Linked DNA regions of Homo sapiens: region 1 is linked to region 2. Evidence: chromatin contacts called from ENCODE Hi-C or POLR2A ChIA-PET data. All regions are on one chromosome and are shown on one strand. Each heading gives the region's core, a stretch centred on a gene start or an enhancer-like site at or near the end of the contact. The rest is flanking DNA. Distances are from core to core; before and after follow the strand shown.

Region 1 (4,103 bases), core at 1,234-3,733, 75 kb before region 2:
TGTTGTTATCAGTTATAATGGCAATAAAATGCCCAGCATTTTGCCTCACACATATATTGGTGGCTACAGTTATTATTAAAATGGATTACACAAGAATGAGTATTTAATTATAATAGGTACTGTCACAATGGAGGTCTGTTTCGTGGGGTCATATTTTGCCTGAAATTCACTGTGGCACATAAGTAGATATTAGAGCTATGTTGGAACTACAGATTTTTTTTTTTTTTTTTTTTTTTTTTTTTTTTTTTTTAGTGACTGAGATTTTTAAAAAACTTGAAGACAAACTATAGGCCCACCAGCATAATGCAGTCCAGAGTTACCCCCAACACTAGGAAACAGAAATAAGACCAATCCAGGTACAGTGCCACCTTGTGCCACCGCACTGTGGTAGAATACTGAGCAAATGTGGTATTTTTACCCCTTGGATTCTCTGCCTCTGAAAGTTATACTTTAATCCACATGTTGTGTGTTGACCAAACAATCTATTTATGTGTCTTAGTAGCAGGTGACTCAAATCTCGTGATAAAGAAGTCATAAAGAGTTAATAAAATGCTGGGTATCTTCAGCCAACCATAAAATGCTAGGTATCTCTGGCCAACCTCACTCGATTTAGAGGATTTATTTCTTTAGGCCTTGCCTCATTCTAGAAATGATCTGAAGTATTTTAGTCTACTTTGTGGCATATTCAATATCCAGAGTTAACTAATTAATTTTCTGACCTGCAAAGAAGGTCAAACTCTCTTTAATATTTGATACAAAACAAAAGGAAATATCTATTCTGAGCCCCTGAAGAATGGACAATTTAGTTCATCAAATAAAACAAGAAAAAAATGAAATCAAGCTGTATTTCCTTTTACGTGGCTCTTTCCTCTTTTTATTTTTTTGGTTCAAACTGAAAGTCAGTGATCAAAAGTTAATTTTGAACTCTAGCTGGTTCAATAGTAAATGTAACACAGGCAGTCAACAGGTTAGGTAAATTTGCAAGTACAATGATCACCTTGGCAGACAGAGACTGTCCAGGGTTGCCCAGGAAGAGGCTACGTGTGGAGACATAAGCATTTCTAACTCCATGTTTCTTCCTTTCCAACGTCATCCAGAAGAAAGAGCCTTTATGGCCTCCCATCTCTTTCAGCTGGAAGCAATCCTCCCTAATCCTGCAGCACTGTGACGGGATGTGGGGATGTGCCTTGGAGACAGGCACGAAATTCGAGGATCTAGAAAGGACTCTGTCCTCCATTACAAACCAGTGAGTCAGCAGGTTATTTTTAAAAAATTAAATTTGCAAAAAGTTTTCTATCAAAAGGTGTTTTTAAAAAGGCAGAGTGTGATGAGCTAAGTGAACATAGTAGAGAGAATGTGGGTCATTTTTGTTGTCTGGGACAGAGCAGAAAGCATGCTTGTGACCAGAATAAAATTTGTTTGAATTTTTATTACACAACTATTTAATATAAAACACATTCTCATTGTAAAGATTATAGACCTATGAGAGTAAAACACAATCATTCTCTTTTCTATGTCTCCCTTTTGACATTAGTGTCTATCCAGTCCTTTTCCTATGCGTTTATAAACTACTAAAATGTTTTAACTTATTAATTTAATTGTTAGCCTGGAAAATAAGGATCTAGAAATTCTAACCCTAGCATCTCTGAAAACATCAAAGATCTGCCAAAAGTGGTTCATTTTCCAAACCCAAGAATAAAGATTACTTTCTTAGCACAGTTAACCCACACTTTACAAGCATTCTTTAACAGTAAGTAAAACCCCTCATGGTGCAATCTAAGAGAGAAAAGTTAACAGTAAGTAAAACCCCTCATGGTACGATCTAAGAGAGAAAAGATGGAGAAGGGTGAGACTCATATTAAGCAAGCAATTGATTTTAATTTGTGCTGCAGGGAACAAGGCCAAGTTGGGAGGCAACAGGCTAGGAGGTTCCATTAATCCTCTGCTGTTTCCTAAATGCACACAGCTTCCCTGAGAGCTTGGCTTTAGATTAATGCAAATTCTTCAGCCCATGGGTAAGAATTCTTTGGGACAGCTGCATCCTTGGAAATGTAAGGATGCTATATAATGACAATACACAGTGCTTTGTTACTTCAATTGATCTGTTCAGGTGATGCTTGAATCATTAACTAAGAAATGTCCTGCACCAAGTTTTCTCTGAAGTCTTCATAAAGCTGAAGAACAAGAGAAATACCAGTCACATCAAGAAAGGTCTTTCTTATACAAAATGACTTGCTCAAATGTACACAAAGAGCATTGCCGGGGGGTGGGTGGAGGAGGAAGGGACCACGGCTTGCCATCCACGGTTTGGGAATGGTATTCATTCCTGTTCCTTTCCTGGGAGTAAATCTGAAATTTCCTGTCCTTGGCAGAGAACTGGCAGCCATGAATAGTTAACACTAAGCTTATTTCCTCTTGGAGTGCCCATCCCACAAACTCTCATAAATCTTACAGATGTAGTACCTCTTCCTGGTACATTGGATTATTGTTTCCTTACTTAAGATTTCTCAGGCTTAAGGTCTGCACGCTGTGCTCCTCAAGCCCTCAGAGCTCCAGGTGGATGTCAGGGCCTAACGCAGGAGGGGAGCAAGAGGAACTCTAGACTGCTTTTAATTAGAATAGCTGTCCTGCTTGTATGTTCTTCATAATGTTTTCGTGGAAAGAAGTGTACTATTGCTGTATTAAAAGCCTTAGGCAAATAGCATAGAAACATAGCTGTTAGAAAACAAATCCTCTCCCCTTTCAGCATTTTTATGGCTCGGTTACACTGCCAGCCTCATGTTTGTGAGCATCTGTGTGCTGTGTAATTTAAGCAAAAGTATGGGATCGGTAGGACTCAGGACACAGCCTCAGTGGCGTTCCTCACTGGGGCCAAGGCATTCGAGTGCTCACCTCAATTCATGACCACCCATACTTCAGCAGTTTCAAACTTTCGTTCCCTCTGCATCTTTTCCTAATACTTCAATACCCGACGTTCACCAAACAGCCCATGAAGCTTCCCACTAAGGAAGGCCCTAAATCCTGGCTCATAGTTGGGAGATGAACGATACTAATGGTAAGGATAAAGATGTCATTTCCAATAGGCGTGCAAAACATGATTACTCAATAAATGGTGCTGGGACAACTGAGTAGCCACTTGGAAAAAAGGATAGCTTCCTACTTCATGCCTTACACCAACATACATTCCAAATGGATCAAAGATTTAAAGGTATAATGGTGAAACTATTAAAAACTATTAAAATACTAGAAGAAAATATAAAATCAAGGAGCATAAAGGATGATATTAATATTTACTTATATAAAACTAAAACTTCCTTGTGGCCAAAATAATTATAAACAAAAAAGGCCAAAAGATATATCATACATTTGGGGAAAAGTATTAATTTCCTTAAAATTTAAAACGACAAGCAACACAGCATAAAAAACTACAGGAAATGAATAGAGAAGAAGAAAGCCAATGAACTTGTGAAAAGCTGTTCAAACTCATTGATAAAGAAATGCAAATCAAAGTAATAAACTGATACCAATCTTTGTTTTGTTTTGTTTTGTTTGTGAGACAGGGTCTGGCTCTGTAGCCCAGGCTGGAGTGCAGTGGTGCCATCCTGGCTCACTGCAACCTCCGCCTCCCGGGTTCACGTGATTCTCCTGCCTCAGCCTCCCGAGTTAGCTGGGATTAAAGGCATGCACCACCACACCCAGCTAATTGTGTGTGTGTGTGTGTGTGTGTGTGTGTGTGTGTGTGTGTGTATATATATATATATATATATATATATATATTTTTTTTTTTTTTTTTTTTTTTTTTGAGACAGAGTTTTGCTCTTGTTGCCCAGGCTGGAGTGCAATGGCATGATCTCAGCACACCGCAACCTCCACCTCCCGGGTTCAAGTGATTCTCCTGCCTCAGCCTCCTGAGTAGCTGGGATTACTGGCATGTGCCACCATACCCGGCTAATTTTGTATTTTTAGTAGAAATGGGGTTTCTCCAAGTTGGTCAGGCTGGTCTTGAACTCCCGACCTCAGGTGATCTGCCCACCTCAGCCTCCCAAAATGCTGGGATTCCAGGCGTGAGCTACCACGCCCAGCCTAATTTTGTATTTTCAGTA
Region 2 (4,433 bases), core at 1,821-4,320:
TGAGTGTGCATGCATCCGCACATGTGTGATTTTCCAAATGGTCGGTTATATCAGATCATTTGGGAATTCCCAAGTAGCTGGGCCTACACCACTGGGCTTCTCATGGCTGTTTTCCTGTGTTGGTTTTCTGGCTCCTGGGTTCTGTTTCTCTGTTTTTTATTTATTTCCTCATTTTGATGAAGTACTTATTCTGGTTGTTTCCTAGAAAAAAATCCGCAGGAAGCAAAATTTTCAGTCCTTGCAGATTTTTAAATGTCTTTGTTCTGTCTTTACACTTGATTGAAAGTTCAACTGTATATAAAATTCTAAACGGAAAATAACTTACCCTCCAAATTTTACTGACTTTATTCTGTCTTCTAGCTTTCAGTATTGATGTTTAAAAACCTGATAGCATTCAGATTTTCATCAGTTTGTTTGGGACAAGTTTTCCCCCTCCAAAAGCTTTTATGATTATTTCTGGCATTTGGGATGTCGATTATAATGTGCCTAGGTGTGGCTAATTTTTTCCATTCATTGTATTGGCCTCTAGATTGAAAACATCTTTCAAAATAGAGTGTCTTGACCTTCAGTTCTGAAAATTCTCTCACATTATTTCTTTGATAATTTCCTTTTCTCTCTTTTCTGTGTTCTCCTGGAACTCCTATTAGCCAGATATTGAACCTCCTGGATGTGCCATTTAAAGTTTTATTTGTTGTTTCTCCCCTATTTTCTGTCTCTTCATCTTTTCATTCTACCTTTTGGAAACCGCCGATTTCATTTTCTAGCCCTTCTATTACATTTTATAATTGTTTAGTTAGTGATATTTTTATTTTCCAAGATCTCCTTCTTATCCTCAAATGTGCTAAGTTTTAAAAAACTTTATTACAAAAAATTTCAAACAGTTTGATATCCAAATTAATGCCTTATATATAAGGGCTTGAGGTCAGATCGTGTTATGTCAACGTCCTCCCTCTACGGCACAGTGTGGTCCACGTCCTGTATTGAGGAGGGAGTACATGAATAAATAAAAGTTACAGCTAGCTAAGGCCTCCCTGCTTACTGCCTGCTACTCAGCCATCAAGCTAACATTCTGATCTCCCATGGTGCTTGGACAGGCAGCAATAAAAAGAAAATCTTCATTCCAAATTCTGTTATCATTTGTAAATATTAAAATTTGATTTATTTTAAAAGACCCAGAGGTAAGATTATACATTTCAATCCAACAAGGCTTACCTGGGCCTCATCCACTCCCAGGAACTCATTCCACAGCAGCTTCTTGCTAAGGAAAATGGTAGGCTAACAAGTGCTGAGGCAGAGCCAAAGCTTTCAGCCTGCCCTGGCTGGTGGCAGTGCCCTTTAGCACTCTCCTTACCCCTGGATCTAAAGGCCCCCAGCTACAGCATCATATCCAAAAAGGTTGGGCAACAACCAAGCTATTCTGGCCACTTCTAGGAGATGAGGATGATGCTAGGCCTAAAGATGGTCCCCCAAACAAACTGGCTTTCTGGTCTCTAAAAGTCTGAGCATTATGTTATGATAAATACTACGCAATCTATGTAAACCAGTCAGTTCCCTTTTAAAGAGATATCATACAACTCAAACAGGGTGGTCTAAGTATTTTAGTGGTTAGCACACAGGATCACTTGCTGAGTGCTCACGGACCAGCATCTCCTACCCAAAAACAGAAGTAAGCTACTGCAACCTGCTTTCTGACACCCTTCTAGGGCTCTCCTGTACTTGGAATTTGGAGAATGGCACCACTAAGTCGGAGCATCAAGAAAAGTTAACTTGGCAACGTGATACAGGAAGGTGATGCTTTGGCAACACTCTAAGTTGAGTCTTTTGCAAAAGTTTGATAAAACATATAAATTCTAGAGACAAATTCAGCTTTGTGTCACCTTAGAGACTGATGCAATCTTACTTTTAGCTTAAAAACATTATCAAGGAATAAGAAAACATTGGTAATATGACAAATATAAGGCAAACTTTCATTCCTCCCATTGGTGTTAGCCTGACAGTAAATGTCAGGAGATGTTTTTCCTGCTGTCAGGCCATTTATAATGTCACAGGGCATGCGTGGATCCTTCAGACCCAAACTTTATGAAGACTGTAACTGCTGCCATGTCTTTCATCTCGCACAGCCTTCACTCCAACACTCACACATCTTTTCAGAACACCCTCTCCCCCACCTTTGGCTCTGCTCATCTGCGTGGTTGCAGCCTGTTATGTAACTGCCACCTTATCAAAGCACCAAAATGTGGAATTGCTGTATATTTCTTAAATTATGCAAGGCTTGACCTTATTGCTGGGAAATACCTAGCATTTTTAAATTGTCTTCAGAGGTCCAGGCAGCATTTGGAGGAGCTATTACTATATCGCTTGTCATTCTTCGGATCTATGCTCATGCATGCAACCAGGAGATAATTGATAACTTTTAGACTGATAACTGCACAGACGCATACTGAGTTATCTCTTTGCAGTCTAAGTATTTCACCCCAGTTTTCAAGAAATAATTTTAACAATAGCAAGCCCTTATTGAACACTTACTATGCGCCAAACACTGTTTTAAGCGCTTCACATGCATAGATTTGTTATCCTTATAACCATCCTGGGAGCTAGGAATTATTTTTATTTTGTAGAATATAATTATTTTTATAGTTTGAGTTCTTGTTTTATAGATGAGGAAACATGTTAAAGGTCACACAGCTAGAAACCGTGGAACTGGGATACAAACCCAGGCAGTGTGCCCCAGAGCCTTGCCCTCATCACTATACAAACTGCCTCTCTACCTCCTAATCCTGGCCCAGGTCTCCATGTGCTGGGGTTTGGCAAGCTCAAGGCTCATGTTTGGATTGGGTTTACTTGGGTGCAGACAGTTTGGGTTTGGTTAACCTGTGGTGCAGACAGTTGGCAGGCCACAGAGGCTAGGCATCCACACTTCAGAAGGTGCTCACAAACACCTTGACAAACGGAGCGTTTCCCACAAGAATTCTACTATGCTCAATATTGTGTCACAGTATGCCCAAGAGTACTTTGAAAAATAACCTGGCCCAAGCTTGGGCCCAGGCCAGTTTGGCTGAGAAGGTACACAGGCTGCAGTACTGAGCCACTGCCGTGACATCCTGGATGGAAATCTGATTGTAGAGTAACCCAAACCAATTCCTGAGATGAGAAAGCTTCAGAAAAGCTTCAGTGTCCACAGGGATGATATCAGTGAGCTCAAAAGAGAAAGCCGAACCAAAGAATGAGCTCTAAAGCAGATTTTCTCAAAGGATGATCTGAAAGCTCCCTGTGTCAGGATCATCCAGGGAGGTTTTCTTGGAAATACTCAGGTCTTACCCTAAACCTACCACATCAGAGTTTCCCCCTATTGGGCTTAGGAGTGTGGATTTTGATAAAGCTCCCCAGGTAAATCTGATATATTCTAAATATTGATAACCACTGTTTTGGTCTCTGGGGCTTCCTGGCCAGGAATCTATGAAGAGATGTATTATGAATGCAATTTTCAATTCAACAAGTAGCATTCATGTCTGAGAATCAAGGTACTAGGCTCAGCTCTAATGGATTGCTGGTTGACTTTGGGGATGTCCCTTGGTCTCTCTGAATATCAGGCACCTCATTAGTAAGATCAGGGGAATAGGTTCAACTCAGCTCTACATCCTGTGCTTCCTACCTAAGCCTTTACTGGAACAGAACTAATGTAAATCCTAAAAGGGGTGATCAGATGAGTAACTGGAAGGGCAAAAATCACTATGGGCTAAAGTAGGGTATGGGACCTCGACAACTGGCATAATCTGGATGGGACTGGTCATTGTGATAGGGCAGACATCCTAGTGAGGGGACAGAGACCCAGATGTGAGGCTGTGAGGGAAGTGGGTCGGGAGGGAAATGGGAAGGCATGTCTAAGTAAAGCGGAAGGTTTGGAAACAAGGGTGGAAAGGTAAGATGGTTCTAGGTTACAGGCACCCTTGAGGGCCAGGGAAGGGATGTGGAATATGATAAAATCTAATAAGAAAAGTGACTGAGGAAAAGTCATGTTTTGGGAAGATGACTTTGGCAGCCCAAGTAGGACGTGAAGGGTGGGGTTCAGGCAGCCCTGGGGGCTCAGTTAGAGACACTTGGGAACCAGAGCACAAGCTCATTCTAAAAGCAATGTGGCCTTTGTGGCCTTGACCTGAAGCTGTGGCAGTGGGAAATGGAGGGGAGGAACATGTCAACTGGAAAAGCTCCAGGACCCTGAGATTGTGGGTAGTTCTTACGCTTCTTTTGTTTACTTGTTTTTGCTGTTTGCTTGGCTGTAGTTTCAGTTCTCTCTGTAGTAAGCAGACACTACTTTGTGATTAAAAGAAATATACCATTTGGCATTTCCTTTGGAAAACCTGCATATAAATCTCCACCCCTTTGCAGATCAGCCCTTCCTAGCACTAGTCTGTCTCTCTTCAGAACCTACTTTC

Evidence for each region. A loop is a pair of places that touch in the nucleus more often than their neighbours do. ChIA-PET counts read pairs that join two places held with the same protein, here RNA polymerase II (POLR2A). Pooled maps may share reads with other maps.
Region 1: a loop to region 2 is called in a map of DLD1, with 5 times the contacts of the local background. The contact joins two enhancer-like sites. A Hi-C loop is called at or near these places in 3 of 168 maps with a recorded cell type or tissue (DLD1, G401 and endothelial cell of hepatic sinusoid) and 5 of 50 pooled maps. POLR2A ChIA-PET finds 5 or more read pairs at or near these places in 2 of 52 experiments (WTC11 and activated naive CD4-positive, alpha-beta T cell).

The regions. Positions count from the first base shown.
Region 1 is chr3:37,960,180-37,964,282 of GRCh38, reverse strand. All of the region lies in intron 3 of CTDSPL (CTD small phosphatase like), which reads right to left. Among named protein-coding and RNA genes, the nearest start is that of MIR26A1, 7.2 kb to the left of the region's middle. RefSeq lists an enhancer at 1,807-2,418. Within about 2 kb of position 2,483, at least 3 of the 41 ENCODE cell types and tissues checked have a DNase peak (open chromatin) inside an H3K27ac peak, as active enhancers do.
Region 2 is chr3:37,885,753-37,890,185 of GRCh38, reverse strand. All of the region lies in intron 1 of CTDSPL (CTD small phosphatase like), which reads right to left. Among named protein-coding and RNA genes, the nearest start is that of CTDSPL, 26 kb to the right of the region's middle. Within about 2 kb of position 3,070, at least 2 of the 41 ENCODE cell types and tissues checked have a DNase peak (open chromatin) inside an H3K27ac peak, as active enhancers do.